Linked DNA regions of Homo sapiens: region 2 is linked to region 1. A link is a loop called in an ENCODE intact Hi-C map of the cell type or tissue named here. Cell type or tissue: heart right ventricle. All regions are shown on one strand. Links, peaks and the distances in the headings refer to the core of each region. The heading gives the core; the rest is flanking DNA. Region 1 overlaps LOC105371120 (a long non-coding RNA gene). Region 2 overlaps ACSM5 (acyl-CoA synthetase medium chain family member 5).

What was found. Peaks named below come from ENCODE experiments on the same cell type or tissue, not always from the same donor. Only the 100,000 strongest peaks of a DNase experiment are listed, where the experiment ranks them.
Region 2: a loop joins it to region 1, with 10 times the contacts of the local background. A loop is called at or near these places in 8 of 110 quality-filtered maps.

The regions. Positions count from the first base shown.
Region 1 is chr16:20,582,572-20,591,140 of GRCh38, forward strand. LOC105371120 (a long non-coding RNA gene) reads left to right here. Exons shown (of 4, transcript XR_002957897.2): 3 at 2,929-3,091; 4 at 3,731-3,924. It also overlaps the pseudogene LOC112267906. Among named protein-coding and RNA genes, the nearest start is that of ACSM2B, 10 kb to the left of the region's middle. In heart right ventricle, for the core only: no CTCF peak of the experiment used is centred there; a DNase peak (open chromatin) is centred at 5,331.
Region 2 is chr16:20,436,407-20,444,975 of GRCh38, forward strand. It overlaps ACSM5 (acyl-CoA synthetase medium chain family member 5), which reads left to right. Exons shown (of 14, transcript NM_017888.3): 11 at 646-773; 12 at 862-961; 13 at 3,394-3,513; 14 at 3,938-4,930. The coding sequence ends at 4,021. LOC105371119 (a long non-coding RNA gene) reads right to left here. Exons shown (of 4, transcript XR_007065019.1): 3 at 5,820-5,982; 4 at 4,987-5,180. Among named protein-coding and RNA genes, the nearest start is that of ACSM2A, 11 kb to the right of the region's middle. In heart right ventricle, for the core only: no CTCF peak of the experiment used is centred there; a DNase peak (open chromatin) is centred at 3,505.

The DNA of each region.
Region 1 (8,569 bases), core at 369-8,368:
GGCACCACAAAACCTGAACCCAGGTCTGGTTCACATCACGTCTAGCTCTTAAGCACTCTGCCGATGCCCCAACACCTACATCCTCAGTGTCTGAATTGAAAAATATGAGAAAATGAGAAACAAATGCAGGTTTTGGTGGTATCGGGCCTGGCATTCGAATCCCAGCTCTGCCACTTACAGCTGTGCAAGTTTGGATGAGTGACTCCATCTTTCTGAGCCTCAGATCTCTCTTCTGTAAAATGGGGATCACCAGGCGATTGTTTCTGTCTCAGGGCCTTTGAACCTGCTCTTCTGTCTCTGGGACAGTGTCCTCCCCGACCCCCACATCTGCACAGCTCGCTCCCTCACCTTTCGGTTTGCTCAAACGTGGTCCTCGCAAACCCCTTCCTGGCTACCCTATTTAAAATCCTGCACCACCATTCCGTAGTCCCTATTCACTACTTGTACTTTATTTTCCTCCTTAGCACTGACACTGTCCGACATACTCTAATTTTTAAAATTAGATTTGTGCAAAAGTAATTGCGGTTTTTACCATCAAAAGGAATGGCAAAAACCGCAATTGCTTTTGTACCAACCTAATAGTTCTTTGTTTGTTATCCCTCTTTTCACAAGGTTGCCATTTCCAGAAGTCAGGGGTTTCTGTCTCTTTCATTCACTGCTGTATCCTCAGTGCCTAGAACTGTGCTGGGTACAGAGTAGGAATAGAATCATTTTTTGCTAAATGAAGGGATGAATGAAAGATACCTACTTTATTGCTTTTTGCGGGGCTTAAATGAGATAATGTCTAGTAAGCCCACACTGAAGTTCAACAGTTAAGAAAGAGCTCAACCAGTGGTAGTGGTTTACTATCATCATCATCACCACCACCACCCTCATAATCCTCTTCATTACTGGAAGTGTATAAGGTGAGCTGTGGATTCTCAGGCAGAAACCCTGAAATGAAAGGATCAGTGTTCCCATCTTGGCATATCTTGGACTTCCTTGATTCTCTCCTTACCTTAAAGATGTTGCTTGTGAGGCTGGACACGGTGGCTCACGCCTGTAATCCCAGCACTTTGGGAAGCCTAGGTGGGTGGATCACTTGAGATCAGGAGTTTGAGACCAGTCTGGCCAACATGGTGAAACCCCATCTCTACTAAAAATAAAAAAATTAGCTGGGCATGGTGGCGCATGCCTGTAGTCCCAGCTACTCGGGAGGCTGAGGCAGGAGAATCACTTGAACCCGGGAGGAGGAGGTTGCAGTGAGCCGAGACCATGTCACTTCACTCCAACCTGAGTGACAGAGTGAGACTCCCTCTAAAAAGAAAAAAACCAAAAGTTGTTGCTGTGATTTACCACATTGCACAATAGGAGGTTGGGCCCTTTCTAGCTAAGGATTATTTATCAAAACCAAGATAAAAACTGAAACAAGAAAAATAAAATAAAATTAATAGCTAACATACAAGCGTCATTACCCAATAAAAGCTGACACCACCTCAAATTCTGATGGACATAGTGGATTGGAAGAAGTATGAACTTTGAGAGAAAATCTTTCCAAACATGATGGCAGAATGATAGAAAGGAGTCCACAGCAATGGAAAGGCTGGGGAAAGTAGGTCTAGTATTACACTCCAGCCCCCAATATAGAGATGTGGAAAAAGAGGCCTAGAGAGGGAAAGTCACCTGCCTGTGTACAAGATAGAACTGTTAGGTTTCTATTAAGAATTTTTCAGCACTCAAGAAAATAAACAGATATATTCATTTGGAAAGAAAAAAGAGGTGAACGGTCTTCAGGTGTAATTCTTGCTTGACGCCTCTTCAGCTGCTTATTCCCCTCAATTAGTATCTTATTTTTCATTCATTCATTCATTCATTCATTCATTCAATGACTATTTACTGATACCTACTAGGCAGCAGGTCCTGATATTGGCACTGGGAAGACGGACAAGACTATCATCTAGCCTATGATCTAGAAGAGTCCACAATCTACTAGGAAAGACAGGCAAAACAAACCTAAAATAATAAGCAATAGCAATGAGCTATGACACCCATGAAAGAGAATGTTAAATGGGACTTCCTCTGTTGTCTCAGAATCTTGGCTGAAGCTCCAAGTGGAGACCAGGGTAACAGATAACCACCGTTTAATGAGAGGGTGTTACATGACATGCTCAGAAGTAATCCCAACTTGACTTTGGAGCTTCACTCACCTCCAGCCTGTGTATGACAAAAGGCTGCTGATAAAGCCAGCAGGTGGGCTTGATGGAAGGGAATTGTAACTGCTCAGTGGGTTCGCCTTGCCCACTGCCTAGACAGAGCCGATTTATGAAGTCTCATTCTGTCACCTAGGCTGGAGTGCAGTGGCGTGATCTCAGCTCACTGCAATCTCTGCCTCCCGGGTTCAAGCAATTCTCTTGCCTCAGCCTCCCGAGCAGCTGGAATTACAGGTGCACACCACCACACCCGGCTAATTTTTGTATTTTTAGTAGAGACGAGGTTTCACCATGTTGGCCAGGCAGGTCTCGAACTCCTGACCTCTGGTGATCCACCCGCCTCAGCCTCCCAAAGTGCTGGGATTACAGACATCAGCCACTGCACCTAGTCCAGGGACTTTCTTATAGAAGCCTCCCTGATACCCTCAGTCCCCTGAGTCTTGATTAGTCCCCCCAGTCTATGTCTTAAATGTATCCTTTTCTTCATGGCATTACAATTGTACATTTATTTGCATTATTCTGTGATAAATAATAATGACCTTCCTACTAGACTAAACTCCACAAGGATTTGGGCTGAAATGTGTTTCCCCAAATTCTTATGTTGAAGTCCTAACCCCAGATACCCCAGTTCCTCCCAGTACCTCAGATTGTGACTGTCTTTGGAGACAAGGTTTTTAAAGAGGTGATTAAGTTAAAGTGAGGTCATGAGGGTGGGCCCTAATCCAATCTGACATGATAGGTGTCCTTAGAAGAAGAGGAGATTGGGCCCCAGACACACATGCACAGAAGAAAGACCATGTGAAGACAGAGGGAGAAGTCAGAGATCTACAAACCAAGGAAACATCCTCAGAATGAAACCAACCTTGCCAATCCCTGATCCTAGACCTCCAGCCTCCACAACGGTGAGGACATTAATTTCTGTTGTTTAAATGGCCCAGTCTGTTGTACTGTGTTATGGCAGCCCCAGAAAACTCACATAGGTAGGGACTAGGCTGGCTTTGGTGTATCACTGCAGTCTCAGAGCTCAGTACTGAGTAGGTGCTCACTGAATTTTCCCTGGAGGGTGTGGAGGTGCTGGGGGTGGGGTCAGCAGCACTGGGATTGCTTCAGTTTCCATCTGCTGCTTTTCCTCCAGGGTTGCTCCCAGAACCACCCTTTCCTGTTTGCAGGCCTGAGCTGTGGCTGCACGTCTTTATGCCCCTCCTGGATAAGACATTGTGACGGTTAATGTTAGGTGTCAACTTGACTGGGTTAAGAGTCCCCAGATAGCTGTGAACATTACTTCTGGGTGTCTCTGGGAGGTGTTTCCAGGTGATATTAGAGATAGAGCCATAGACTAAGAAAATCTGCCCTCACCCACGTGGGCAGGCATCATCCAATCCATTAGGGCATGAAGAGGAGAAAAAGGAGAAAAGAGGAATTTGCTCCTTCCTTTTGGGCTAGAACATCTGTGTTTTCTTGTCCTCAGGCGGTGAAGCTCCTGGTTCTCGATACTTTGCACTCGGACAGGGAGTTATAACATTGGCTCTTCTGGTTTTCAGGCCTTTGGACTCAGATGGAATTATACCACGGGGTTTCCTGGATCTCCAGCATGCAGATGGTAGATTGTGGAACTTCTCAGCCTCCAAAATCGAGTGAGCCAATTCCCATCATAAATCCCCTCTCCTATGTCTATATATGTCCTATTGCTTCTCCTTCTCTGGAGAATGCTGACTAATACAGACATAATACAGCAGTCTTTGGGGTTGATGTATGAGTATGTGGAGGAAGAACTAGACATGAAGCAGAGTATGCTTTCTTTAACATAACTTTTTCATTAAAATAGTTATATGTGCTTAGTACAAAAACTTGGAAAATACAGAAATGTAGTGAAAAAGGAAGAAGAAAAACTACCATGCATTATTTTCTCTCCCTCCCTCCTCAATCTCCAGGAAAATTACAATTAACTACAGTTTTCCCTTTATTTTTCAGAGTTGGGATTCTCCAGTATGCAAATATTTTTATTCTGATTTTTAAAATTAATATAGCTTACACTTTTCCCAAGACATACTAAACTGCTCTCAAATATTTTAGTGGCCACATCATATGTTATTGAGTTAATCTACTACAATTTTGTTAATCATTTCCTTGTTGTTTGGATGTTAATTGTTAATTTTTTTTTTTTTTTTAGTTTTAATGCTGTGTGATCATCTTAGTGCACCACACATTTTCTGCATTTTGATTTTTTCTTTTGTGGTGACTCCCAAAGGTAGAATTTCTGAGCTAAAGGATATTTTATTTTACGTTCCTGCATATTTTTACCAAATGGTTGCATACAAAGGATGAAAGCTTTACATTCCCACTGGCAGAGAATGAGTACCCACAAGTGCCCCAAGTCTATGGTAACCTGTCCTGTGGAGGGAAATCTGAAAGCTCTTAGTGAGACCAGTGGGCAGATGCTGAGCCTGCCCCCAGACAGAGGGAGAAGTCGAACCACCAAGCATTTGCTAGGCGGCGCAGCATCTATGTGGTCAGGGCCAGTGATATTCTTTTGCTCTTTCCGGCATTGCCCAGTGATCCTGGGGATGCCATTTGGAAGCTGCACACCTTTGACATCTTTAGGGTTGAAGAGATGATGCTCCCCATGGGGGCTGACCAGTGATCCATTAGTTTCTCGTGGACTCTTAGGAGGTCTACGGGGCCTTCCTGGGGTTGCACCTCATTTCCCCCACTCCTGACTTCGCAATTTACTCCTTTGGATCTTTCCAGAAACCGTCTTTGGCAGTTCTGAAACAAAGGCCACCTAGTGACCAAACACAAAACAAAAAACACTTGGAAATCATCATTTCTCAAAAAGACTTTTGTTTTGAAAGAGACAATACTGTCTGCCTGTCCTTGGAAAGCGTCCCTGATTCAGGGTTTCCCCCTAAATGGCCAGAAGCAAAACAGCTGGAGCCTGGAGCACAGGATCATTTTGACAGCATTTGAGCACTACCTCTTGTATCTGATTTGTGGTAGGGATCAGGCTGTTCTTAGAGCAGGAACAAAATGTGCTTTGAGGAGAACCCAAGTGAAGAAATACAGAAAAAAGCTGAAGCAGCAGCCAGGGTTACAAGTTTCTCCATATCCCCAGTGCCTGGCACAGGGCCTGGCTCTGAGTGGGAGCCCAGGCAGAGCGTGCCCATCTGATTGCCAGATCACTGTGCCCTGGAAACCCTGATGTTTACCTTCCTGGGGTATTTGTATGGAGCAGTCACCCTTTTCACATGCTCCTGGAGTTCCCGCATTAGTGCCTCTGGGTCATGAGAGGAGTAGGCTGGAGTAAGGACTATAAATGCCTTTACCACCTGCAGGAAAACAAAATACCCAGAAAAGATCAGGCCTCGTATAACAACTCTTTTCTCCTTAAGTGAGCCTTGAATAAGTGCCTACATTTACCTTTGCACCATGAAAGTTCTACTAGTTTTTTTTGGGCACAGCCAGTGACACAAACAACATCAATTTTTCTTTTGCTGGCCCTTCCAGGTGTGACTATTAGGAGGATTGACCTTTCTGGGATGATTTCAAACTCCTACCTATTTCTCAAATTACTCCCCATACTTGGAATGACACCATTTGAAGCCAACATCGCTTCTCTTAAGAAGCAAATATTTTGGAGAAAAGAGGTTCATAAATTCCTAGGGCCATTTTCTTCCAGATTTTCCTAATGAGAAAGGTAGGTAGGCATGAGTTTGAACAGGTGGGATTGAGGAAAATGCAGGCACTTGCAAGGGGAACTAGGTCTTTGGGGGTCTGCGTGGATGAACATTTGCAATCAGCAGACCCTGAACTGCACCACTTCTGTTCCAGACATCCCGAGGGACACTCTGCACCTTGGGTCTCTCTGCCCACAACTTTCCTGCAGGCTGTCTTATGCCAGGCAGGAGGAAGTGTCCCAGACTCAAGCACAACAAACATAGTTTCTGTTAGGAATGGAAGGTCACTTGGATGCTTATTAATTCCAGCATTCCTATCTGTTAACAGTATTCTATTAAAGGGGTAGCTCACTGTCCTTGCATACTTCCCACAGGGAGGAAGGCCACTATCATTTCATGTTCAGACAGATATGCTTTTAGAAAGAGCTTCCTCTTACTCTTACTACTGTAACTACGAAACATTTGTTGGACACTTTTTTTTTTTTTTTGAGACAGAGTCTCACCCTGTCGCCCAGGCTGGAGCTCAGTGAGGTGATCTCGGCTTACTGCAAGCTCTGCCTCCTGGGTTCACGCCATTCTCCTGCCTCAGCCTCCTGAGTAGCTGGGACTATAGGCGCCCACCGCCACGCCAGGCTAATTTTTAGTATTTTTAGTAGAGATGGGGTTTCACCGTGTTAGCCAGGATGGCCTCGATCTCCTGACCTCGTGATCCACCCGCCTCGGCCTCCCAAAGTGCTGGGATTACAGACGTGAGCCACCGTGTCCGGCTTATGTGTTGGGCACTTTCTACACACCAGACTCAGTTCTAAGCACTATACATGGATTAAGTTTGAGCACACAGCCATTTGTCACAGTCCCAGTTAACTCACGGCATGCAGAACTAGGCATACGTTTGAGGTAGATTTCTTCAGCACATCAATGGGACTCCACACCTCCCTTATTATACATTAATGGCTTTGGATTTTAGAGGGGAATCACTTGGCCAAGAATGGCTGGCTAAAATGCAGATTCTCTGGGCTGCATTCCCAGTCATCATGATTTGGTAAGTCTGACTTTAGGTCTACAAATCTATATTTTAAACAAGAATCTCTCAGATGATACAGTTGCAAGCAGCCCACGAACCAGACTTTGAGAATCTCTCCTGCGGTCCTGGTGCTTCTGAGAATGCAGGCTGATGTTGCACTAACTTTCAAAAGGTAACCGTTGTGCTTTAGGATTATGTTGGATGTAAGCCAGTGAAAAGTACCTAAGTCTGCCTGGAACCTGATCTTTCCCATAATATGCATTCTTCTGGGACCCACAGAAAGACCTCCTGGCCGGGCACGGTGACTCACACCTGTAATCCCAGCACTTTGGGAGGCCGGGGTGGGTGGATCACCTGAGGTCAGGAGTTTAAGACCTCCAGCCTGGCCAACAAGGCAAAACCCTGTCTCTACTAAAAATACAAAAATTAGCCAGGTGTGGTGACATGTGCCTGTAATCCCAGCTACTGGTGGGGGGGGCGCTGAGGCAGGAAGATCAGAAGATCACTTGAACCTGGGAGGCGGAGGTTGCAGTGAGCCAAGATCATGCCACTGCACTTCAGCCTGGACAACACAGCAAGACTCCATCTCAAAAAAAAAAAAGGATTTCTCCTATGAAAGCCCAGCTTATTAAATTTGGCCCATCTTTCTGGTATATGTAGGTCATTTTGGATACATATTCTATCCCTCTTAGGTTACAGCCATCAGCAACTATTACTGGTGTGCTTGCTATGTCCTCATCTGCAAATAGAAAAGACTTTTTATTAGACAGGATGGATAACAGAGCCTGCACCTCCCCCTAAGATCTCCTGCCCCATAGCCAGCCTCTCTGGGATGTAGTTGTGTCCATTTAAAAGCAAAGTGTTGGTGTTTTCCCATTATGTCCCTTTAGAGAGTAATCGTATCTCTAAAGACATGAAGGCAACGTGTGTCTGATGGTGGCATTTCAACTTTGTGGCACATGGATGGAGGTGAAATACAGGACAATCTGAGCCTTCCTGCTTGTTCTGCTGGGTGCTAATAGGTACAGAAGCAGGAGGCCATGTTCTTGGGTGCACTGGTTACCTCTCCCCTGATGGGGTCTGGGCTGCTGACCACAGCCGACTCCAGGACAGCAGGATGCTCTGCCAGGGCACTTTCTACTTCAACAGGCCCGATCTGGTAGCTGGAAGGGAAAAACAAACTCTTCCAAGTGGGCTTCCGTCAACCCCCATGAAACTTCAAAGGGAGGAGGAAAGTGCAGACAGCTTGACCTTGAAGAATTGATCACATCGTCGTTTCTTCCCATGAACCAAAAGTAGCCTTCCTTGTCCATGCGAGCTCGCTCCCCTGTGATATAAAAGCCCCCTTGTTCTGATGCAGCTGTCTTCTCAGGATTGTCCTGAAAGACAAAGACAACCCGTGAAGGACCCTCTGGGAACAACCGCTAAGGCCAGTTACTGCCCCAGTAGCCCCCTGTAGGAAGCTGGAGACCACTCAACAGAAAGTTCAGCAGTTCCTAAAGTCCCAGCTGCCCAGAGTTCCCCAATGGACAGGGAGCTATGGCCCTGTTTAGTTGTGGGATTTCCCTCTTTTGATTGGAATCAAGCTGCCAGCCAATGGTTAAGGGCAGCCACCCACCACCATCCTTAGAAGGGGGTCTAGAAAGCATAGTTGAAAGCAGGAGGGTGGGCACAGGGCCACT
Region 2 (8,569 bases), core at 302-8,301, 150 kb before region 1:
ATAGCCCAGGCTGGAGTGCAGTGGCACAATCTCAGCTCACTGCAACCTCTGCCTCCCAGGTTTAAGCAATTCGCCTGCCTCAGCCTCCCGAGTAGCTGGAATTACAGGCATGCACCACCACACCCAGCTAATTTTTTTGTCTTTAGTAGAGACAGGTTTTCACTATGTTGGCCAGCTGGTCTCGAATTCCAGACCTCAAGTGATCCACCCACCTCAGCCTCCCACAGTGCTGGGATTATAGGGATGAGCCACCACACCCGGCCTAGCCCTTCACTTTCTACCCTCAGTGATTCCTGAGCACAAAGAGTATTCATGTGTTCTCTTGTCCTAAAAACCACAGCCAGTGGCCCTGTGCCCACCCTCCTGCTTTCAACTATGCTTTCTAGACCCCCTTCTAAGGATGGTGGTGGGTGACTGCCCTTAACCATTGGCTGGCAGCTTGATTCCAATCAAAAGAGGGAAATCCCACAACTAAACAGGGCCATAACTCCCTGTCCATTGGGGAACTCTGGGCAGCCGGGACTTTAGGAACTGCTGAACTTTCTGTTGAGTGGTCTCCAGCTTCCTACAGGGGGCTACTGGGGCAGTAACTGGCCTTAGCAGTTGTTCCCAGAGGGTCCTTCACGGGTTGTCTTTGTCTTTCAGGACAATCCTGAGAAGACAGCTGCATCAGAACAAGGGGACTTTTACATCACAGGGGACCGAGCTCGCATGGACAAGGATGGCTACTTTTGGTTCATGGGAAGAAACGACGATGTGATCAATTCTTCAAGGTCAAGCTGTCTGCACTTTCCTCCTTCCTTTGAAATTTCATGGGGGTTGAGGGAAGCCCACTTGGAAGAGTTTGTTTTTCCCTTCCAGCTACCGGATCGGGCCTGTTGAAGTGGAAAGTGCCCTGGCAGAGCATCCTGCTGTCCTGGAGTCGGCTGTGGTCAGCAGCCCAGACCCCATCAGGGGAGAGGTAACCAGTGCACCCAAGAACATGGCCTCCTGCTTCTGTACCTATTAGCACCCAGCAGAACAAGCAGGAAGGCTCAGATTGTCCTGTATTTCACCTCCATCCTTGTGCCACAAAGTTGAAATGCCACCATCAGACACACGTTGCCTTCATGTCTTTAGAGATACAATTACTCTCTAAAGGGACATAATGGGAAAACACCAACACTTTGCTTTTAAATGGACACAACTACATCCCAGAGAGGCTGGCTATGGGGCAGGAGATCTTGGGGGAGGTGCAGGCTCTGTTATCCATCCTGTCTAATAAAAAGTCTTTTCTATTTGCAGATGAGGACATAGCAAGCACACCAGTAATAGTTGCTGATGGCTGTAACCTAAGAGGGATAGAATATGTATCCAAAATGACCTACATATACCAGAAAGATGGGCCAAATTTAATAAGCTGGGCTTTCATAGGAGAAATCCTTTTTTTTTTTTGAGATGGAGTCTTGCTGTGTTGTCCAGGCTGAAGTGCAGTGGCATGATCTTGGCTCACTGCAACCTCCGCCTCCCAGGTTCAAGTGATCTTCCTGCCCCAGCACCCCCCCCAGTAGCTGGGATTACAGGCACATGTCACCACACCTGGCTAATTTTTGTATTTTTAGTAGAGACAGGGTTTTGCCTTGTTGGCCAGGCTGGAGGTCTTAAACTCCTGACCTTAGGTGATCCACCCACCCCGGCTCCCAAAGTGCTGGGATTACAGGCGTGAGTCACCGTGCCCGGCTAGGAGAAATCTTTCTGTGGGTCCCAGAGGAATGCATATTATGGGAAAGATCAGCTAACAGGCAGACTTAGGTACTTTTCACTGGCTTACATCCAACATAATCCTAAAGCACAACAGTTACCTTTTGAAAGTTAGTGCAACATTAGCCTGCATTCTCAGAAGCATCAAGACCACAGGAGAGATTCTCAAAGTCTGGTTCTTGGACTGCTTGCAACTGTATCATCTGAGATTCTTGTTTAAAATATAGATTTGTAGACCTAAAGTCAGACTTACCAAATCATGATTACTGGGAATGCAGCCCAGAGAATCTGCATTTTAGCCAGCCATTCTTGGCCAAGTGATTCCCCTCTAAAATCCAAAGCCATTAATGTATAATAAGGGAGGTGTGGAGTCCCATTGATGTGCTGAAGAAATCATACCTCAAACGTATGCCTAGTTCTGCATGCCGTGAGTTAACTGGGACTGTGACAAATGGCTGTGTGCTCAAACTTAATCCATGTATGGTGCTTAGAACTGAGTCTGGTGTGTAGAAAGTGCCCAACACATAAGCCGGACACGGTGGCTCATGTCTGTAATCCCAGCACTTTGGGAGGCCGAGGCGGGTGGATCACGAGGTCAGGAGATCGAGATCATCCTGGCTAACACAGTGAAACCCCATCTCTACTAAAAATACTAAAAATTAGCCAGGCGTGGCGGTGGGCGCCTATAATCCCAGCTACTCGGGAGGCTGAGGCAGGAGAATGGCGTGAACCCAGGAGGCAGAGCTTGCAGTGAGCCGAGATCACCTCACTGAGCTCCAGCCTGGGCGACAGGGTGAGACTCTGTCTTAAAAAAAAAAAAAAAAAAAAAAAAGTGTCCAACAAATGTTTCGTAGTTACAGTAGTAAGAGTAAGAGGAAGCTCTTTCTAAAAGCATATCTGTCTGAACATGAAATGATAGTGGCCTTCCTCCCTGTGGGAAGTATGCAAGGACAGTGAGCTACCCCTTTAATAGAATACTGTTAACAGATAGGAATGCTGGAATTAATAAGCATCCAAGTGACCTTCCATTCCTAACAGAAACTATGTTTGTTGTGCTTGAGTCTGGGACACTTCCTCCTGCCTGGCATAAGACAGCCTGCAGGAAAGTTGTGGGCAGAGAGACCCAAGATGCAGAATGTCCCTCGGGATGTCTGGAACAGAAGTGGTGCAGTTCAGGGTCTGCTGATTGCAAATGTTCATCCACGCAGACCCCCAAAGACCTAGTTCCCCTTGCAAGTGCCTGCATTTTCCTCAATCCCACCTGTTCAAACTCATGCCTACCTACCTTTCTCATTAGGAAAATCTGGAAGAAAATGGCCCTAGGAGTTTATGAACCTCTTTTCTCCAAAATATTTGCTTCTTAAGAGAAGCGATGTTGGCTTCAAATGGTGTCATTCCAAGTATGGGGAGTAATTTGAGAAAGAGGTAGGAGTTTGAAATCATCCCAGAAAGGTCAATCCTCCTAATAGTCACACCTGGAAGGGCCAGCAAAAGAAAAATTGATGTTGTTTGTGTCATTGGCTGTGCCCAAAAAAAACTAGTAGAACTTTCATGGTGCAAAGGTAAATGTAGGCACTTATTCAAGCCTCACTTAAGGAGAAAAGAGTTGTTATACGAGGCCTGATCTTTTCTGGGTATTTTGTTTTCCTGCAGGTGGTAAAGGCATTTATAGTCCTTACTCCAGCCTACTCCTCTCATGACCCAGAGGCACTAACGCGGGAACTCCAGGAGCATGTGAAAAGGGTGACTGCTCCATACAAATACCCCAGGAAGGTAAATATCAGGGTTTCCAGGGCACAGTGATCTGGGAATCAGATGGGCACGCTCTGCCTGGGCTCCCACTCAGAGCCAGGCCCTGTGCCAGGCACTGGGGATATGGAGAAACTTGTAACCCTGGCTGCTGCTTCAGCTTTTTTCTGTATTTCTTCACTTGGATTCTCCCCAAAGCACATTTTGTTCCTACTCTAAGAACAGCCTGATCCCTACCACAAATCAGATACAAGAGGTAGTGCTCAAATGCTGTCAAAATGATCCTGTGCTCCAGGCTCCAGCTGTTTTGCTTCTGGCCATTTAGGGGGAAACCCTGAATCAGGGACGCTTTCCAAGGACAGGCAGACAGTATTGTCTCTTTCAAAACAAAAGTCTTTTTGAGAAATGATGATTTCCAAGTGTTTTTTGTTTTGTGTTTGGTCACTAGGTGGCCTTTGTTTCAGAACTGCCAAAGACGGTTTCTGGAAAGATCCAAAGGAGTAAATTGCGAAGTCAGGAGTGGGGGAAATGAGGTGCACCCCAGGAAGGCCCCGTAGACCTCCGAAGACTCCACAAGAAACTAATGGATCACTGGTCAGTCCCCATGGGGAGCATCATCTCTTCGACCCTAAAGATGTCAAAGGTGTGCAGCTTCCAAACGGCATCCCCAGGATCACTGGGCAATGCTGGAAAGAGCAAAAGAATATCATTGGCCCTGATCACATAGATGCTGCGCCGCCTAGCAAATGCTTGGTGGTTCGACTTCTCCCTCTGTCTGGGGGCAGGCTCAGCATCTGCCCACTGGTCTCACTAAGAGCTTTCAGATTTCCCTCCATAGGACAGGTTACCATAGACTTGGGGCACTTGTGGGTACTCATTTTCTGCCAGTGGGAATGTAAAGGCTTCATCCTTTGTATGTAACCATTTGGCAAAAGTATGCAGGAACATAAAATAAAATATCCTTTAGCTCAGAAATTCTATCTTCGGGAGTCACCACAAAAGAAAAAAATCAAAATGCAGAAAATGTGTGGTGCACTAAGATGATCACACAGCATTAAAACTAAAAAAAAAAAAGAAAAAATTAACAATTAACATCCAAACAACAAGGAAATGATTAACAAAATTGTAGTAGATTAACTCAATTACATATGATGTAGCCACTAAAATATTTGAGAGCAGTTTAGTATGTCTTGGGAAAAGTGTAAGCTATATTAATTTTAAAAATCAGAGCAAAAATATTCATACTGGAGAATCCCAACTCTGAAAAATAAAGGGAAAACTGTGGTTAATTGTAATCCTCCTGGAGATTGAGGAGGGAGGGAGAGAAAATAATGGATGGTAGTTTTTCTTCTTCCTTTTTCCATTACATTTCTGTATTTTCCAAGTTTTTGTACGAAGCACATACAACTATTTTAATGAAAAAGTTATGTTAAAGAAAGCACACTCTGCTTCATGTCTAGTTCTTCCTCCACATACTCATACATCATCCCCAAAGACTGCTGTATTATGTCTGTATTAGTCAGCATTCTCCAGAGAAAGAGAAGCAATAGGACATATTTAGACACAGGAGAGGGGATTTATGATGGGAATTGGCTCACTCGATTTTGGAGGCTGAGAAGTTCCACAATCTGCCATCTGCATGCTGGAGACCCAGGAAACCCCGTGGTATAATTCCATCTGAGTCCAAAGACCTGAAAACCAGAAGAGCCAATGTTATAACTCCCTGTCCGAGTGCAAAGGATCGAGAACCAGGAGCTTCACCGTCTGAGGACAAGAAAACACAGATGTTCTAGCCCAAAAGGAAGGAGCAAATTCCTCTTTTCTCCTTTTTCTCCTCTTCATGCCCTAATGGATTGGATGATGCCTGCCCACGTGGGTGAGGGCAGATTTTCTTAGTCTATGGCTCTATCTCTAATATCACCTGGAAACACCTCCCAGAGACACCCAAAAGTAATGTTCACAGCTATCTGGGGACTCTTAACCCAGTCAAGTTGACACCTAACATTAACCGTCACAATGTCTTATCCAGGAGGGGCATAAAGACGTGCAGCCACAGCTCAGGCCTGCAAACAGGAAAGGGTGGTTCTGGGAGCAACCCTGGAGGAAAAGCAGCAGATGGAAACTGAAGCAATCCCAGTGCTGCTGACCCCACCCCCAGCACCTCCACACCCTCCAGGGAAAATTCAGTGAGCACCTACTCAGTACTGAGCTCTGAGACTGCAGTGATACACCAAAGCCAGCCTAGTCCCTACCTATGTGAGTTTTCTGGGGCTGCCATAACAAAGTACAACAGACTGCGCCATTTAAACAACAGAAATTAATGTCCTCACCGTTGTGGAGGCTGGAGGTCTAGGATCAGGGGTTGGCAAGGTTGGTTTCATTCTGAGGATGTTTCCTTGGTTTGTAGATCGCCGTCTTCTCCCTCTGTCTTCACGTGGTCTTTCTTCTGTGCATGTGTGTCTGGGGCCCAATCTCCTCTTCTTCTAAGGACACCTATCATGTCAGATTGGATTAGGGCCCACCCTCATGACCTCACTTTAACTTAATCACCTCTTTAAAAACCTTGTCTCCAAAGACAGTCACAATCTGAGGTACTGGGAGGAACTGGGGTATCTGGGGTTAGGACTTCAACATAAGAATTTGGGGAAACACATTTCAGCCCAAATCCTTGTGGAGTTTAGTCTAGTAGGAAGGTCATTATTACTTATCACAGAATAATGCAAGTAAATGTACAATTGTAATGCCATGAAGAAAAGAATACATTTAAGACACAGACTGGAGGAACTGATCAAGACTCAGGGGACTGAGGGTATCAGGGAGGCTTCTATAAGAAAGTCCCTGGACTGGGTGCAGTGGCTGATGTCTGTAATCCCAGCACTTTGGGAGGCTGAGGCGGGTGGATCACCAGAGGTCAGGAGTTCGAGACCTGCCTGGCCAACATGGTGAAACCTCGTCTCTACTAAAAATACAAAAATTAGTCGGGTGTGGTGGTGTGCACCTGTAATTCCAGCTGCTCGGGAGGCTGAGGCAAGAGAATTGCTTGAACCCGGGAGGCAGAGATTGCAGTGAGCTGAGATCACGCCACTGCACTCCAGCCTAGGTGACAGAATGAGACTTCATAAATCGGCTCTGTCTAGGCAGTGGGCAAGGCGAACCCACTGAGCAGTTACAATTCCCTTCCATCAAGCCCACCTGCTGGCTTTATCAGCAGCCTTTTGTCATACACAGGCTGGAGGTGAGTGAAGCTCCAAAGTCAAGTTGGGATTACTTCTGAGCATGTCATGTAACACCCTCTCATTAAACGGTGGTTATCTGTTACCCTGGTCTCCACTTGGAGCTTCAGCCAAGATTCTGAGACAACAGAGGAAGTCCCATTTAACATTCTCTTTCATGGGTGTCATAGCTCATTGCTATTGCTTATTATTTTAGGTTTGTTTTGCCTGTCTTTCCTAGTAGATTGTGGACTCTTCTAGATCATAGGCTAGATGATAGTCTTGTCCGTCTTCCCAGTGCCAATATCAGGACCTGCTGCCTAGTAGGTATCAGTAAATAGTCATTGAATGAATGAATGAATGAATGAATGAATGAAAAATAAGATACTAATTGAGGGGAATAAGCAGCTGAAGAGGCGTCAAGCAAGAATTACACCTGAAGACCGTTCACCTCTTTTTTCTTTCCAAATGAATATATCTGTTTATTTTCTTGAGTGCTGAAAAATTCTTAATAGAAACCTAACAGTTCTATCTTGTACACAGGCAGGTGACTTTCCCTCTCTAGGCCTCTTTTTCCACATCTCTATATTGGGGGCTGGAGTGTAATACTAGACCTACTTTCCCCAGCCTTTCCATTGCTGTGGACTCCTTTCTATCATTCTGCCATCATGTTTGGAAAGATTTTCTCTCAAAGTTCATACTTCTTCCAATCCACTATGTCCATCAGAATTTGAGGTGGTGTCAGCTTTTATTGGGTAATGACGCTTGTATGTTAGCTATTAATTTTATTTTATTTTTCTTGTTTCAGTTTTTATCTTGGTTTTGATAAATAATCCTTAGCTAGAAAGGGCCCAACCTCCTATTGTGCAATGTGGTAAATCACAGCAACAACTTTTGGTTTTTTTCTTTTTAGAGGGAGTCTCACTCTGTCACTCAGGTTGGAGTGAAGTGACATGGTCTCGGCTCACTGCAACCTCCTCCTCCCGGGTTCAAGTGATTCTCCTGCCTCAGCCTCCCGAGTAGCTGGGACTACAGGCATGCGCCACCATGCCCAGCTAATTTTTTTATTTTTAGTAGAGATGGGGTTTCACCATGTTGGCCAGACTGGTCTCAAACTCCTGATCTCAAGTGATCCACCCACCTAGGCTTCCCAAAGTGCTGGGATTACAGGCGTGAGCCACCGTGTCCAGCCTCACAAGCAACATCTTTAAGGTAAGGAGAGAATCAAGGAAGTCCAAGATATGCCAAGATGGGAACACTGATCCTTTCATTTCAGGGTTTCTGCCTGAGAATCCACAGCTCACCTTATACACTTCCAGTAATGAAGAGGATTATGAGGGTGGTGGTGGTGATGATGATGATAGTAAACCACTACCACTGGTTGAGCTCTTTCTTAACTGTTGAACTTCAGTGTGGGCTTACTAGACATTATCTCATTTAAGCCCCGCAAAAAGCAATAAAGTAGGTATCTTTCATTCATCCCTTCATTTAGCAAAAAATGATTCTATTCCTACTCTGTACCCAGCACAGTTCTAGGCACTGAGGATACAGCAGTGAATGAAAGAGACAGAAACCCCTGACTTCTGGAAATGGCAACCTTGTGAAAAGAGGGATAACAAACAAAGAACTATTAGGTTGGTACAAAAGCAATTGCGGTTTTTGCCATTCCTTTTGATGGTAAAAACCGCAATTACTTTTGCACAAATCTAATTTTAAAAATTAGAGTATGTCGGACAGTGTCAGTGCTAAGGAGGAAAATAAAGTACAAGTAGTGAATAGGGACTACGGAATGGTGGTGCAGGATTTTAAATAGGGTAGCCAGGAAGGGGTTTGCGAGGACCACGTTTGAGCAAACCGAAAGGTGAGGG